2 separate regions of the Mus musculus genome follow, and region 1 is linked to region 2. A link is a loop called in an ENCODE intact Hi-C map of the cell type or tissue named here. Cell type or tissue: left cerebral cortex. All regions are shown on one strand. Each heading gives the region's core, and the rest is flanking DNA. Links, peaks and the distances in the headings are about the cores only.

Region 1 (8,344 bases), core at 256-8,255, 910 kb after region 2:
CCCACTGAAAGAATTGAAATATTTAATTGTATAAAGCATGAACCTTGCGCACCTCTAAGTCATCACTGAGACAATGAGAGGGCAAGCTAGGCGTGGTAGAGCATGACTGCATCCCAGCACTCAGGAGCCAAAGGCAGAAGGGTCTCAGGTCTTAGAGCTACGCTGGGAGTTCTAGGCTACCATGGGCTGCTTAGTGGGAGACTATCAAAAAAGAAAAGGGGACAGGGGAGGATAAATGAAAGGTAGAGGAGAGGATGGCCATTTGCAAATCATATTATCTGATTTACTCAAAATATGAGGATAAACAATCTAACAAACATAAGCAGAAGACTTGAATACATCCTTTGCTAAGTGCATACGTCGCTCATAAAGTACGTGAAGAGATGCTTAACATCATGAGTCAATGCAAATTAAACTTACAAGATGCTACTGTACAGTCCCATGCTCTGGATTTATATCCAGAGACAGGAAATGAACACTCGAAGAGAGAGTTGCATTTCCACATTCAGTGCAACAAGGAAACAACCTAAGCGTCCATCAACTGACAAATAAAAAAGAACAACATGCACATCATAAGCTGTAATCCAACAGTAAAGCAGTACAACCCTATCATCTGCAGAAGCACGTATCAAACTGACAATCATTGTGTTAAGTGGATAAACCAGCCACCAACAGGCAGGACCTGACTCCAACATCCTGAGAGGCCAGGCAGAATGGGAGAGTCAAGCTGCAGGGCTGGGGAAGAGTTTGCTGACGATTGCCAAGTTAGAGTAAGACAGGAGGGATGCTCTGCATGCCACTGCACTAACACAGGCGGGTTAGCAACGACAACAATGTACTATGTGGTTTTTAAAACTGTAAAGGAGGTTTCAGAATGTTTTACCATAAAGAGATGATAAATGCTTGAGAAGACGGACTGTTTGTCCTGGTTTGAACACTCCTCAATGTACATATGCACAATGATACTGTATAAATATGAACAATTGTTACACACCATCAACAGTTTTAGAAGGAACACAAGAATATTACATGAGGGGAAAAACAAACAGAACAACACAACAACAACACTGTAGCTTTCAGCCACAGCCTCTAGATGGCTATAATCAGAAAGGCCCACAACATCACTTGCTGACAAGACCAGAAATCCCAGGTTCCTAAAATATGGTGGGCACAAGGGATGGTGGAACCTCTAGACAAGCTGCGGCAGCTTCCTAAACCATAGCACACGGAGAAGAATCCCATTCCTGGGTAGTAACTGCCCCAAAGAAAGAGTGCTTGTGTTGTGCATTTCCTCACTCATGGGAATGGATTCTTACCACTGAATCAGCCATAGTTCTTAAGAACACAAAACAAAAAACTGGCATGACTCCAAATCTGTAATCAACACAAATATCATCAACCCAGAGAGGTAAAATGTGGTGCGTGCTCACTCGCCAAAACCAAGCTGCTATATAAATGAGACTTGGAAATAAAAGAATTATATATAGTATATATTATAAAAATAGTGAATAAAAGAAGCACTACCAAGTTGCATGTTTCCATTTTCTAGAAAAGAAAAACTATACAAAGAGAAGACAGACAGTAGGAACAGCTATGGTACACTAGACTGATCAGGGCTGTAAATGAAGCCCTAAACCACGCTTATGTTGAACAATTTAGTAATTTTAAAATCCTGGGTTGGATGCCTACCATGAAATGTGTTACAGCATGCAAACTACACCCCCACAAAGAAAGTTTTAAAGAGAAAAAGCAAATAATACTAAGAAGCAATACTAGAAATGGCCTTCACAATCTACATAGAATTTAGAGACTCTATGACTCTTAAAACTGATGTCAAAGCCCCCCAAGTCTTACTGTCTGTTTTTGATGTTGTCAATGTTATTATTCTGAAAACAGTTTAAAGAATCCAGTCTCTTAGGTACCACATCCCTATTTTTAGAGAAGAAACAATAAAATCCATCAGACCCTTAGCTGACGATTTGTACTAAATGAAAACATTCTGAATTTGACTTTTAAAACTGTGTATGCTTTATTACTAAGAAAGTGGGTCAGACAATGGGACCCTGTGTTATAAGACTATGCTGTCTTAAGAAACATGTCTGGTGCAGAAGTACCTGATCCACTGGGCACCAACTCACCTGGAAACCTCCCCAACTGCTAGGAGCAGGATCCTGGCTAAACTTGGGCCACCTACTTTATGATCTGTGGACAGAAGATCTAGATATCAGCAGTCACTCGGTCTCTCAGGTGACGGCACTGAGCTGCAGATGAGAACCTCAGCCTTGAGGGGAAAGCTGAAGCTAAAGATGCTTTGTCTTCATGGCCCCTGCAGGGTTCCTGGAAATGTGGTCTGGAGGTGCTGTCCGGTACGGGCAGTCACTGACCATGTGCGATTATGAGCTCAAAATAGGGAAAGCCAGAACTGAAATATGCTGGGCTAGGATAAGTAAGACACACACCAGACTTTAAAGACTCAGTAAGAAAATCATGCTAATTATCTCTTTAATATTTTTAATACTTGGTGCATACAGAGGTCCTGTTTAGAACTATTGAGCTAAATAATATATAGTACTAAAATTATCTTGACATGTTATTTTTACACTCTTTGATGTGGCTACAGAGTTAAAGTCACATATATGACTCTCCTCGCTCCTATATGACTCTCCTCGCTCCTCATACTATAGACCTACAGGATAGAATCCGTCAGTGTTGGCAGGATAATCTATCTCTAAGAGAAACCACGTGCAATGCAGGAGTAGAGGGAACAACTGACCACATGGGGAAGCTCGGGAAGGCTTGATGCTGCAGCATGAAAAGCAGCAGACACCCAGACTCAGTGAGTTTGTGTAACTCACACAGGCACTGAGGGTCAGGATGCTTGTGCACAGTCAAAGGGAAATCACAGTCCGTGCTGCAGATGAGCGACAGGGCTACTGTGAGCAGGTTGGCCTGGGAGTGCCACAGCAGCACAGTGTGCTGCGGCTGCCGGCCTCAGTAGGGTTGAGATGGGCAAAATTTCTGAAGGCCAAGAGGAGGTGACTGGAAATGAACACAGTGTGCAAAGCGGTATTGCCTTCACCTACAGTCAGGAAGCATGTCTTGCCAGAACTACGACCAGCAAAAAAGCTCTGGAGTCTCTAAGAGAGCTGTGAATGAAGGGTCACCGAACCATCAAGTTATCAAAGGAGTCCCTGGTTGCGATTGTAAAGGCAGGTTGAATGTAGGAACACTTGGGCTACATCACAGGCAGAATGTGGCAGACTCTCTGCTGTTACCACAGGAAGAGAAAGTTGCTTCTAAGAAACTATTCATTCAGCATGAAAGAGCCACAAAACTCCAGACCAGAAGAAGCAAGCTACAGGGAAGCTCAAGCTACCACGGAAGGAAGAAAGTCAGTTAAGATGCAGAGGAGCCTCAATTGCTCCTCACCTAGAAAGACTGTCAGTCTCAAACCAAGACAGGCTTCCTCACAGCTCTGGGCTAAGCTGCCACATACCGAACAAACACGTCTCTATGAAGATTTCTCAAAGACAATACTCTTACTGATCAAACAGCGAGAGCACGGAGGAGGCCGGATGGTTCTTATTGGACTGTGCCGATATTCAGCTTTAAAAGAATCATCCAATTCAAACTCTTCATTGTACAGATAGGAAAACTGAGGTCCAGAGAAAGTGACCAGGACCTGATAGAAATCAGACTCCTGCCATCTAGGGTCATCTTCACCACGCTCACAATTATCAAAACAGAGGCCCAATCCTCTCCCCTCAAAATGGAATGTGCAGGGCCTCCGTCCCCAGCAGAACTTTGAAGGAAATACGTTATTTCAGAGTGTGCTTTCTCCTTCCAGGATGTTCGGGGTGAGTCTCATGCCTGGGGTGTTCTGGGATGCGAGGTCTTGCATCCAGGGCACATGCTGTCGAAAGTAAATCTGGAAACAAGACAAACCACACACCCTACTTTGGAGTAGAAGAGGTTACATGTCAAAGGGCGCTTGTAGAAACACCACAAAAATAAACTTCAGGGAAGAAGATGGAGCGGGGAGGGGGCTAAAACACAATGGAAATAATACTTTGTGTCCCTATTTTGAGTGCCTTTCTCAATGCTATATGCATAGCAGCTAGAGGCAAGCTGGAAAGCAGCCAGGTCCTGGCTGCCAGCAAAAATTTTGTCACCTCCTTTGAACATCTGAAGTATGTTTACCCAATAGATTTCATTAAATTACACTTCCATTAGGAAGCATACAATGTTGATACTCATCTCAGAGATCAAAGGGATCGCTAAGAGGCATGCCATCCTGCTCCCCAGCTGATTGCTATTTCTGGGCCAATCAAGGAAAGGAGCCAGAACAATACTTAGTTAGAAAAAAACTGTAGCATCTCCCCAAGGACTATGGACTAAGAATCTGCAGCCCCATTATCAAAATGAGCTTATCATTAATGACAACGCATACACAGAGAGTTATTTTAATATGGCTCCTACACAACAAACATGCTAGATTTGGGTCATTAGCTGAATTTGTAAAACAGTCTTACTGAGGGCTGCAAAGTTTAAAGATGAAGAAAGAGAGCTATTTATAGAAGCGGCGGGGGTGGGGGTCTGCTTTTTATTAATTTCATTGTGATTTCAGATAAGCAAACAGGTGAGCCAGATTGGAGATAGCAAAGTTGACTGCTAGTAGGTTGTGAGAGTTTTGGGTTTTTTTTCCTCATGTCATTAATTTTTTGATGGACTGAAAAAAGAACACTATTAATATATTTAAAAGGACACCATTAATATATTTATTTTAAAGGGCAACAAATGATTCTGTTCTGGTATCCAACGAATTATGATGAAAATACTTAACTTTCTAGGAACCAAGTACATGAAGGCTAAAGGACCTAAGATTTAGCTATTGAAAATTATAAAATAAAAATAGGTCATGTCAATTGAGGGGAAGTAGCTTACATAGGCCCGCTCAGAGGCGACTTTTGTTCAAGTCCTGGTGAAGGCTACAAATCCCTTATGAAACATTAGAAAGGTATCTGGGCAGCCACTCAGCTTTCAGAACCTAATCTGAGACAGTGGGAACTGTCTGCCATCATCGCTGTGGACAGGCACTGGCTGGACCTGGGATGGAAGCCGCCGGGAAGCGGGGTGGAAGGGAAACCGCCACCACGACGCTACAACCCAGTTTTGGTTGCTCTTTTCCAATGAGTAGTCAACCTCTCGGTTACCCATATTTGACACAACACATGAACTCTAATTATCTATCTTTTGCAATTAATCATCTGACAATTATCTTTCCTGCACTTATGAGCATCCAGCTGGGAACTGAGTTTTAATCTAAGAGAGAAAAAAATAGGGTATTCAGGTTTCTAACAAATTACTTCTAATTACCACAACCTTTTCTTAGTCATCCCAATGTAAAAATGCCTAAAGCTAATCAAGGAATTTAAATTGTTGGCATTCTTGCTGGTATTTTAAATTTTCATTTAAATGTCCCCAAAGAGCAGTTCTGGAATTGTATTTTGCTAACATTCCTTAAACAAACATCCTGTCAGGCAGTACAGGGAAGGGGCGGTTGAGGGAAAGGAACTTAAGTGTTTTGAGAAGGCACCAGGCAGAATCACACAGCAGAAACCCAAGAACACTGTATCAGTTCTTGGCTTTCTGTTGCTGAGATAAAACACCACAACCAAGGCAACTCACAGAAGGAAGAGTTATTCGGCCTCTGGTTTCATATAGAGGATCAATATGAAAGGAAGGCAGCCAGAGCAGGGAGATCAACCTTCCAAGCAGACATGTAGCAGAGAAAGCAGTCAGTGGGATGAGGCTATGAACTCTCGAAGCCCATCCCCATGATACATTCCTGCAGCAAGGCTCTACCTCTTAAAGGTTCCACAACCCCAAGAGTACCGCCAGCTGGAGACCAAGTGTTCAGATACATTAGCCTATGGGGGCCATTTCTCAAGCCACCACAGATGCTATCTTCAAAGTGAAGACCTCCCTTCTGATAGATAAGCCTGGGAGAGTGGCTCAGGGAAGTCGCCAACCATGAGAACCGAGAAGCTGCGGATCATGTATTGGGGGCTCCGGAAGTAGGGAGCTGTGACAGGGGCTTCAGCACCCCCCTGGAACCCTTCGAAATTTCATGACACCCAGTCCTGCCTGGGACCCTTTAAGTCCTCCAAACTGGAAACTCTAGGGTAGGTGCAAGACTGTGTGTTAACTAGCAAGTCCCTCCTGGGATTCTGCTATCCAGCCAAGCCTAAGAGCTAGCTGGCTAGCCTGACCACTCAACACTGCTTAGATGAGGGAACAGCTGAATCGGGAGGGAAAAATAAAATGACCTCAGACAACTAACCATTATTCTCTTTTGCTTTCATCTAAAAGAAAGGAAGAAAGGAAGGAAGGAAGGAAGGAAGGAAGGAAGGAAGGAAGGAAGCAAGCTAGCTAGCTAGCTTTGTTTTTGATGAGATACAAAGCTGTAGTGCATACTTCCAGGTTCTGGAAGCTACAACCTAAAGTTCTGCAGATCTTGAACCAATATGAAGTGAAGACTAGAGAAATAACTGAATTAAAGTTAGGGTGGCTCTGAAATGGACAAGCCACGACTGCAATACTACGGTAGGAACATACTGCAGACAAGGCAGCCAAATGTCAGTTTCAAACACTTGCTCAGCTGCAGGCCAGCTCAGCAAGACAGCCACACACCCACGGCAAAAGCCTAGATACCTGGTTTTAATTGATAAAAGCTATAGCAAAGTCCTGTATCATGACAAAAAGGAAGATGTTTACTCAAACTTAGGAAAGTTTTACATTGGTTTCATAACATAGCCCAACTGACTCTCATTTACCACTAGCCAACAGCTAATTGGACAAGAATTTCAAATTAGAATATTTGATATCCTAGTCACTTATAAATTTTTACACAATTTGTTTCTGGTTGTGTATAGGGTGGGAGGGTGTATTCTTGAGATATAATCTTGGGTCTCCTACATATTAGCAAGAACTCTACCACTTAGCTATACATCCTGTCCCATATTATTACACAATGGTTTTCATTTTGAGACAGGGTCTTGCTCAATAGACCAAGCCTTGAACTCAATCTGTAGCCCAGGCAGGCCTTGAACTTGGGACTCTCCAATGTTAGTCACAAGGCCAGTTGGGACTCAGGTCTGCTCCACTCCACCAGGCCTGGCTCTATGTGGGTGGAATGTAGAGTCGTTTATACAGCATGGTGACTGTCATTCTTGTTCTAACTGTGTAACAGACTGGACCAGAATGACTAATTGTACTTAAAAACAAAGCAAGCTACAGGTCATATAAGGGCTAGAATCTACTCAAGAGCTCCGGGTGGGAAGGTAGAACACCCAGTGCAGATGAGGATTAAACCAGGTATGTGTACTTGGATAGGCTCACATTCTCTTAGTGTCTTTTTCGTAATATGGCGAAGTGTGGCTCAGTAAACAAATCATCCTCCAAATAGCTTGTTGAACACTTATTGATTTCTCCTCCTTAACAATAGACATAAGCAGGTGAGGTAAGGACTGTATCTATTAACTATTACCAAAATGTTAATATAAACAAGATAAATTTGAGGAAGACAATTTTGAAACCAAACTACTTGTATTAAAAACATGTTCTTTTCAGGTAAATACATTATAAAAGATGCTCAAAGTAGAGAAAAATGTTACCAGCAACAAAGATCAGTGTAGTAATCGAGTTCAGATGGTACACTGAGGGCCAGTAGGTTATGAGTGAGGACTTCAGACAGGGTAACATGAATAACAGAAAAAAGGTAGAAATTACCCATCACAGATGACAACAGCAGATTAATTTGATTAAGGGAAGTGGATAAGGGCAACTAATACTGTCAGTACTGTCTCTTAGGCGTTATGAAGTGTTACAAGTGATGGGAATGCTACAATGTTACATTATGAAGTGTTACAAGTGATGGGAATGCTACAATGTTACATTATGAAGTGTTACAAGTGATGGGAATGCTACAATGTTACATTATGAAGCGTTACAAGTGATGGGAATGCTACAATGTTACATTATGAAGCGGTACAAGTGGTGGGAATGCTACAATGTTACATTATGAAGTGTTACAAGTGATGTGAATGCTACAATGTTACAAATGTGATCCAGTTGGCATTGATAACGCTGGTGGGACTCTAAAATGCAACACTATGACCTCCCCACCCCTGCCACAACCGCTGTCTGAAAGCTCAGTAATTCTAGGGAATGTTTCTCAAGCCAAGCACAGAACACCAATACCTATAAAATTCTTATTCTGAGGTCACTTTGACTTTTAGAAAGTGGTAGTGTCTCTAGCTGTGTTTTAACAAACACATACATG
Region 2 (8,344 bases), core at 81-8,080:
AGCCATGAAAAGACAGATTGGGCGTTTCAAATTGGTTCCTAAAGCAGGTAGGTGATTGGATAAAAAGACGATTCTAATCCATTCAATTATGTGTCAAGTCCCGCACTAAAGCCTGCATATGCATCACTTCGTTTGATTGCCACCCTAGCCCTGTGAACTAGACACTCTATTATCCCCGCTGTATGGATGAGGGAATCGGGGTTCAGAAAGGCTAAGTATCTTGTCCAGGGTCACCCAGCTAGGAAGTGGTGGAGCTGAGGTTCAAACCCAAGTCTGTTTGACCTTCAAGTTCGAGGGACCTTGTTACCCATTAGGAAACGGAGTCTTGGAATAAAGGGGTTGTCACTTTGACCCTGCTTCTGATTGCTTGGTTATTTCAGTTAAATGTGTACGTTCTTTCTTAGCAATGGGGACATTAGGGGTCCTGTGTATGAGACTCTTCAAACCCCAGTACCAAAAAAGCTCTTTTTCCTCCTCGTTTTTTTTTTGGGGGGGGGGGGATGTGAAAGGGACACTTGACCCAGATATGCAGTGTCTTTTCCAATAAGCAGATTGCAGAGAATGGCTCTTAATTAAGGCCTGACCTTCACCCAGTTCAGCTGTTTCCTGTCTCGGCTTTCTCTTCCTACTTAGGCTGCTTTGAGAGAAAATGAGGTTGGACTCAGGAAGTATTAACCACCTTCCATCTTTCCTCTCTGTGACTCCAGAGTTGGCTCCAAACGCCTTGCCACCACCCACTGGCAGTCACAGCTGGGGACCCAAAGCCCTCAAAGCCCCCCCCCTCTCTCCCCAGCCTGTTTTCTAGTGGGGATGCTGCTGCCCTTCAGCAGGTGGAGTACAGATACAAAGAAGCCTCATAAGTGGCCACCTTCCCTTTCAGTTCTGAGGATCCAAGAGGAAGCAGGTCTCCCTCCCTCACATGGTGGTCTCAGCTCAGTCTTCCAGTTCACCTGGTCCTGGCTGCCACAGAGATGGCGCCTCTGGGAGAGTGACCACACCCTTACCTGCTGTACTGGCTAGTTTTGTGTCAACTTGACACAGCTGGGGTTATCACAGAGAAAGGAGCTTCAGTTGAGGAAATGCCTCCATGAGATCCAACTCTAAGGCATTTTCTCAATTAGTGATCAAGGGGGAATGGCCCCTTGTTGGTGGGACCATCTCTGGGCTGGTAGTCTTGGGTTCTATAAGAGAGTAGGCTGAGCAAGCCAGGGGAGGCAAGCCAGTAAGGAACATCCCTCCATGGCCTCTGCATCAGCTCCTGCTTCCTGACCTACCTGCCTGAGTTCCAGTCCTGGCTTCCTTGGTGATGAACAGCAGTATGGAAGTGTAAGCCGAATAAACCCTTTCCTCCCCAACTTGTTTCTTGGTCATGATGTTTGTGCAGGAATAGAAACCCTGACTAAGACAAATTGGTACCAGCAGAGTGGGGTATTCCTGTGACAACCTGACCATGTTTTGGGGAGGACTGTGGAAGGACTTTGGAACTTTGGGCTTGAAGATCCATCCGTTGTTAAGAGCTCTGTCAGATGTTGTGTAGGAGCTTGGAAGATAATGTTGAGAACACTGCAGAAGATGGAGGTCTGGTTTGTGAAATTTCAGAGGGAAAATTAAAGACTCTTTTCAGGGCCATTGCTGTTTTGAATGTGAAGATTCTGTAGTTCTGGTTAGCTGGGGCTGAAGAATCAGCTGTGGTTAACAAGATACCAGAACTACTAAAGCAAAAACTTTGCATTACTGGGACTATTGATGCTGGTTAGCTGGAGCTAAGAAATTAGCGGTGATTAAGAAGAGACCAGCATCATTGAGGTGACATCTTCTGGGAAGTGTTTTCTGAGAGCACAGTGGCTGTGTTCCAGATATAGCTAAAGTTGTACCTTGTGCTGTGGCTGGACTTGGTAATGTGTAAGGGTCACCCAGGTGGTACTGGTTTTGAAGGCATGAAGGAGTTGAGCAGAGCAGCTGAGGCTTGGCACTGTGAGAGGCCATGGAAGGCCATTGGTGAAAGTCCAGCCTCAGTTGCAATTGATGGCCCAGGACTGAAGGGGTCATGCAGTGTTTTGGAGATGCCAGTACCATGAGATGACCACCAAGAGCAGCAGCAGCAGTGGAGTACAGGCATCTGGAGCCTAGAGGATGACGCGTGTGCTACAAAGGGCATGGCTGGAGAAGTGACCCAAGCCCTTGGAGGAGCCCAGAAGATCGTAAGTTGGATCCCAGACATTGGACGGTTGGAGATTGACTTTTGCTTTTGATTGTGGCTGTGCCCTGATATTTTCCCTCTTGAAGGAAGAAACTGTTTTAGTGGAGCCCACAGTTAAGAGACTTTTAATTGTAAAAAAGACTTTGGATTTTAAAAGAGATGGATATTTTAAAGAGATTGAAATTTTAAGAATATGTAAAGACTGTGGGACTTTTAAAGTTATTTAGATCTTGGGGATGAATAAGAATGTAAGGGTTGAGGCTTACTAGTGATGTGTTTGTGTGTCAAGTTGACAAGGGGTCAATTGTACTGGCTAGTTTTGTGTCAACTTGACACAGCTGGAGTTATCACAGAGAAAGGAGCTTCAGTTGAGGAAATGCCTCCATGAGATCCAACTCTAAGGCATTTTCTCAATTAGTGATCAAGGGGGAATGGCCCCTTGTTGGTGGGACCATCTCTGGGCTGGTAGTCTTGGGTTCTATAAGAGAGTAGGCTGAGCAAGCCAGGGGAGGCAAGCCAGTAAGGAACATCCCTCCATGGCCTCTGCATCAGCTCCTGCTTCCTGACCTACCTGCCTGAGTTCCAGTCCTGGCTTCCTTGGTGATGAACAGCAGTATGGAAGTGTAAGCCGAATAAACCCTTTCCTCCCCAACTTGTTTCTTGGTCATGATGTTTGTGCAGGAATAGAAACCCTGACTAAGACACCTGCCCAATGATGTGTGAGGTTCCCTGTTGTCTCTGACTTCTCCAAAGCCAGCTGTCAAGGGCTCTATAACCCAGCCCATCTTTAATTCACTTCCTCTTCCTCTTAGATCTGCCTTTTCACTCACACTTCTTCTGACTCCACTGCCTCTGGCTAAAATGCCTTCCTCCTTCCCCAGTGCTGCTTTAATCTACCCAGGTGCCATGACCTGGAAAGATAGTTTCCATTGTCTGACATTTTCCCACTCTGCTCAGTTGTTGTAAGTGCCTAGAGCCCTCTGTGATGTATACTCTGAAATAGATACATGGTCTACGTGAAAGTCCTGATTAACAATGTATCCATGAGTGTAAGCAGAAGCTATCGATTAGTGATGTCTGCTGCGGTTATAGGAAGAAGACGTTATTGATGAATAATGTCTGCCATGGGTAAAAGAAAGGCAGACTACTGATTAGTGATGTCTACCGTGGATAGAAGAGGGAGAAATGGAAGTAGATTTTGTTTAAGAGCCAATGGATGTTTGCCTCTTCCTGCAGCCTCTAACAGTTGCTTGTCTCAACTTATCATGGACTACCATATCAACAAGCACCTTATTTTATTGGCTGGTGTGTGTGTGTGAGATCTGACTCCCTTCAATTGTTGATCTGCACCAGACAGTTAAGGACTTATTGTAGTTATGGCTAGTTTGTATCAGAGCTCACTGGATGCCAGCAGCACCCTGAAGTCCTGGCCCTGTCATTTCAAATTCTCACTTACTGTCACAACTCTGTATAGCAGGTTTTCCAGCTGAACCATATTGGGGAAACAGCATTCACAGAGAGAAAGCAGCTTTTTAGAGTCAACTAGACAGTGTGGTGGGACCAGTGTCTGGCTCCAAACTTTGGGAGTTAGACTACATGAATCTCAGTCTCCTTCTTTGTATATTCCGGATGGTTGGTGTGATCTGCAGCCACTTGCTTTGGATGAGATTTCTACAGTTATTTTAATGTCTTGATTGGAAGAAACTTGCTATATACTTATCACATCCTTCCCCGCCACACTGAAGTATCCAACAGCTCTAATCCAGAATCGATGTGGTGTGTATAATGATGCTGTTTTAGGGTTGGGCCTATTTATCATTCTTACAGTTCCCTTATAATTTGGGAATATGGACTGAAGGTCACAGATGCATACAGAGCGTGGGACCCTGGCTTGAACTGATTCAGGAATTCTAAAAACATTACTTCAGGGGGTAAAAACAGGGTCTTTGCTTTTAATGAAGTTTCTAACTTTCCTGGATGCAGTAGCAATGTTTTACCACAAGAGGGCAGTAAAGACAAGGATACCAAATCCAACTTGTAAGCCAGGCCTCAATAAAGCAAGAGTCCAGCGGGGAGGGATGTTGTTTCTTTTATTGTGGCTGCTGTCATTAATCTCAGACTACTTGTGCCACAGCAGGCAGATGCAAAGATCTAATGGATAATTTCCTTGCAACTTCCAGCAGAATGCGGGAACAGGCATTTAGTCATCTATGTCTTTGTCCAGCCTGTATTTATTGAGCGTCTACTATATTATAGCTCTGTGCTGTCAGGGAAGAGAGGGAGGACCATGTAGGATAGGCAGACTGGCAAATTCTAGTGCATTTGTGAAAAGACCTCTGGGATTTCCAGAGCTTGTCCGAGAGCCAGGAGGGCATCTTGGAGGAGGTGACATTTGACTTTGCATTGGAGATCAAAGGTGGGCACCTCAGATAAACAGAGTTGGAGAGGGACAACCCTAAGTTTCATGTCAGAGAGTGACCGTCATAGTCCCGTCCTCTTCCTCTATGATGAACTCACAGGTCACTGAATTAGGAGCTTGACAGAGGGTCCGAGCCGCGGAGCCAGCACACCTGAGAATCTTGGAGTCCTGGGGCTTGGGGAAGTGTTTGGAGTACCACTTGGGTTGATCCCCTAGGAAGCTCCTGGGAGAGTCCAGAACGCTCCTTCCCTCCGTTTGTGGCAAGGCTCTTACTTACTCCCTGGCCCTGATCCTTTAGCCCAAGATCTCTGGCCGAGAGGAAGGCACAGGGAGAAAACAAAGTGCATGAACTACCATCATGAACACCTGGGGGCGCTAGAGAGCAGGCACCGCCCTTCCCAGGGGTCTGGGGAGGCAGAGGGAGGAGGGGCTAATACATGATGCCTGTGGTCTCAGGAGCAGTGTGGACAGAAAGGTCCCGAGCTGTCTATCACCAAGATGACCTCACAGCAGCAATAATAAAACCCTAACTTCAATTTGCTGAGAACAAGCCACGCCAGGCTCCCCCTCACCCTCAGGAAATATTTACAACTGCACTTCCTGGCTGGTGTCCTTACTGTTCCCATTTTGCAACCAAACACACTGAGGCTCAGGGAGTTCAAGGAACTAAGACTTCCTTAAAAAGTGCAATATGCCAGGCCTGCATCCCCATCTAGTAAGGCCAGCCTGGGGTACAGAGAGAGTCCAGTCGTTGGATCCCACAACACACATGCATGCATACATTCACAAAAGCCAAGATCAGGACTTAGTGTGGGGTTTTTTGGGTTGTTTGTTTGTTTGTTTGTTTGTTTGTTTGTTTTTTGAGACAGGGTTTCTCTGTGTAGCTCTGGCTGTCCTGGAACTCACTCTGTAGAGCAGGCTGGCCTCGAACTCAGAAATCTGCCCGCCTCTGCCTCCCAAGTGCTCGGATTAAAGGCGTGCGCCACCACTGCCCAGCCTTAGTGTGTTTTCTTAACATCAGAGTTCAGAATTCTTCCACTTCCAGCTGCCACTACGGAAGCCTCTACTGAAACGTCAGTCACAGTTGGTCTGATCTGCAGGGGATGTTTCCTTTGTGGGTTTTGCTTGTTTTCTGTCGACAATTCAGCTATCATGAATTAAAGTGAATCTGGGCGAGGGACGTGGCTGTGTGGACAAAGGTGCTTGCTGATAACCTGAGACCACACAGTAGAGTATATGTTCTTTTCTTACCTCCACAGAGGTGCCATGGCACCCCCAAGTCAACCAACCGATTGATCAGCCAGTTGATTGACTGATGGATCCAGCCATTAACCAATACAATAATTTATTTAACAACTGCATCTAAGCTGGAGGCAGAGTCTTAAAGTCAGTTGAAGTCTGGGAGCTGAGCACTGACAATGTGGAGCCCGCCCTAGGTCCTCCTGACTCTCTATCCCACCCTGCAGCTCACCAGCCTGCGTGCAGTCTTGCGATGTCCTCTTCCTCTCAGGCTTGCCTGAAGAGCAGACACTCCCCACCCTGAAGGATAGCTCTCCTCCTGCTGCCTCTCTGGAAGCAAGCGTAGCCCATTTCAAGTACAGATAGAGGCCATGAGGCCATGGACGGGTCTCCTAACCTGTTTCTCTGAGCCTCGGTGTCCTCAATCTGTAAGACCGATATCTCCTTCCATTGCTGTGATAAAATACTCTGATAAAAAAACAAAGGCAGAGAGAAAGTGTTTAACCCATCCAGAGGTTACAGGGACTACATCGTAGCTGCGCATGCTCAGTGCTCCTGGCATTGCAAAGCAGAACACAGAAAGAACAGAAAGTGAAACTTGGCTGTAACACGTCAAAGGCCCCCCCCAGCCCCCCCCCCCCAGATGGATTTCATCCAGCGAAACCTCACAGTCTGGTTGTTCCATAACCTCTCCAAACGCCTCCTGCTGAGACCCGTCTGAATACAGATGTTTATGCAAGACATTTCACATTCAAATCGCAATGAAGTAGCGCTGAGTTACACAAATCTCAGTTGCCCCCAGTTGCTTTTATCTGTCACTGAATAAGAAAAGGAAAAACTGCCCCTCAGCTGAGTATGGTGGTACACACCTGTAGTTCCAACCCTTGAGAGGCTGAGGCAGGAGGATCACTGTGAGTTTGAGGTCAATCTGGACTATATATAGTATGAGATCTTCACACACACACACACACACACACACACACACACACACACACACACACGTAGGGTTATGGGGTCCCGAGTCTGCTCTGCTACAGGGCTGGGCTGTAGGGCAGCCCAGGGACACAACTCTGGAGGTGGGGAATTGCAGTCTGAGAGCTGGAGCAGGCTCAGGGTCCCCAGGCCTGTGAGGAGGCCAAGGCTGGGGCTGTCTGGTTCTCAGGCTCACAGACACCCAGGCACCTATGGAAGCCTTGGAAAAGCTGAGAATGGAGTGGGGACCCTCTGGTTGGATCTGGCCCGAGGGCGGTGTGTGTGTGTGTGTGTGTGTGTGCTTGTGTGTTGTGGGGTTAGGAGGAGCTCCAGCTGGTCCCACGAGGAAAGTTCTTGGCTTGACTGCAAAAGTAGGCTTGAGTTTGGGCTCGATCTTGGCTTGGAGCATAGAGAGGCCTTCTACAGATTAGACAGCCGCTCTGTAGGCAAAGGCCTTCTCCATGGCTCCCCAAGGCGGATCATGAAGAAAAGAGGAAGTCCATGGTTTTAAGACATTTATTGTCATGGCGGAAAGTGGATGAGTAAGACTGTGTACCCCACTTCTCAGGGTGGACCTGAGGTTAAATACCTTTTTGCAGGGAAGAGTGTCTGGGAAGGAAAGCTTATTGCCTACGTCCCCCAACCTTTAGGTACCTCATAAAAATAGAGATCTGTCTTGAACCTATGTGACCACACTTCAAATCCTCTACCTGTGGAGGGGCTTGGAGCGTTGCCCCTAAGTGACTGATGGGCACAAATCTATGGGGGGCCGAGACTAGTGACAGGGACCTGGTGTGCAGGAACCGGTGAAACACGCCTTTCATCTCCTTTAGGATCACAGTGGTTTCCAGCTTTAGTTCAACCAGGAACAAGGCTACCTTTCATGGTCTCTCTCTCTCTCTCTCTCTCTCTCTCTCTCTCTCTCTCTCTCTCTCACACACACACACACACACACACACACACACACACACTGTCAAATAAACTAATCTCAATGATGAAATGCCATGTATTGTAAGAAACGCACCTTTTGGCAATATCTCATGTGATGGATGTTTCTGTGAGAAATGGTGACCTGTGGTCCCCACATAAAACCTTCAGCATAGTATCTCGCTTGGAGCCACCTCTGATTGAACAGGGGGCTCATTATTCACAATGCTGCCTTGCCTAGGGTCCCCGCTGGAATTCCCTCTACCCTCAGGGGGCCTCTCAGGCAGGACTCACTCTCTTCCTGCCCCCAAGCTCCTGAGAGCAGTTTCTCCCCAGGCAAAAACTTGGACCCAAGTCCCTTCAGAAACAGAGAAAAAAAAGTTATCTTGCAAGATTCTCAGGGAAGATTTGATTCCTCTCTGTTCTTGGCGAGCCTGTCAGACTCCTACCTGGTTCTTTGAAAGTTCGAACATTAGCTGGGTCAGCAGGGAGCCAAGTACACAGCAGAACTTCTGTGCTGCTGCAGTAAAACTTTCCTCTCTCCCAGAGGCGTGATGGAGTTCTCCGCCCATCCTCAGCTCAGTGCT

What was found. A loop is a pair of places that touch in the nucleus more often than their neighbours do. Peaks named below come from ENCODE experiments on the same cell type or tissue, not always from the same donor. Only the 100,000 strongest peaks of a DNase experiment are listed, where the experiment ranks them.
Region 1: a loop joins it to region 2, with 4 times the contacts of the local background. A loop is called at or near these places in 3 of 42 quality-filtered maps.

The regions. Positions count from the first base shown.
Region 1 is chr19:55,346,726-55,355,069 of GRCm38, reverse strand. The region is part of intron 3 of Vti1a (vesicle transport through interaction with t-SNAREs 1A); the gene reads right to left. Among named protein-coding and RNA genes, the nearest start is that of Vti1a, 35 kb to the right of the region's middle. In left cerebral cortex, for the core only: no CTCF peak of the experiment used is centred there; a DNase peak (open chromatin) is centred at 4,166.
Region 2 is chr19:56,251,594-56,259,937 of GRCm38, reverse strand. No RefSeq gene overlaps it. Among named protein-coding and RNA genes, the nearest start is that of Gm32144, 11 kb to the left of the region's middle. In left cerebral cortex, for the core only: CTCF peaks have their summits at 4,190 (motif pointing right) and 5,000 (motif pointing right); a DNase peak (open chromatin) is centred at 4,227.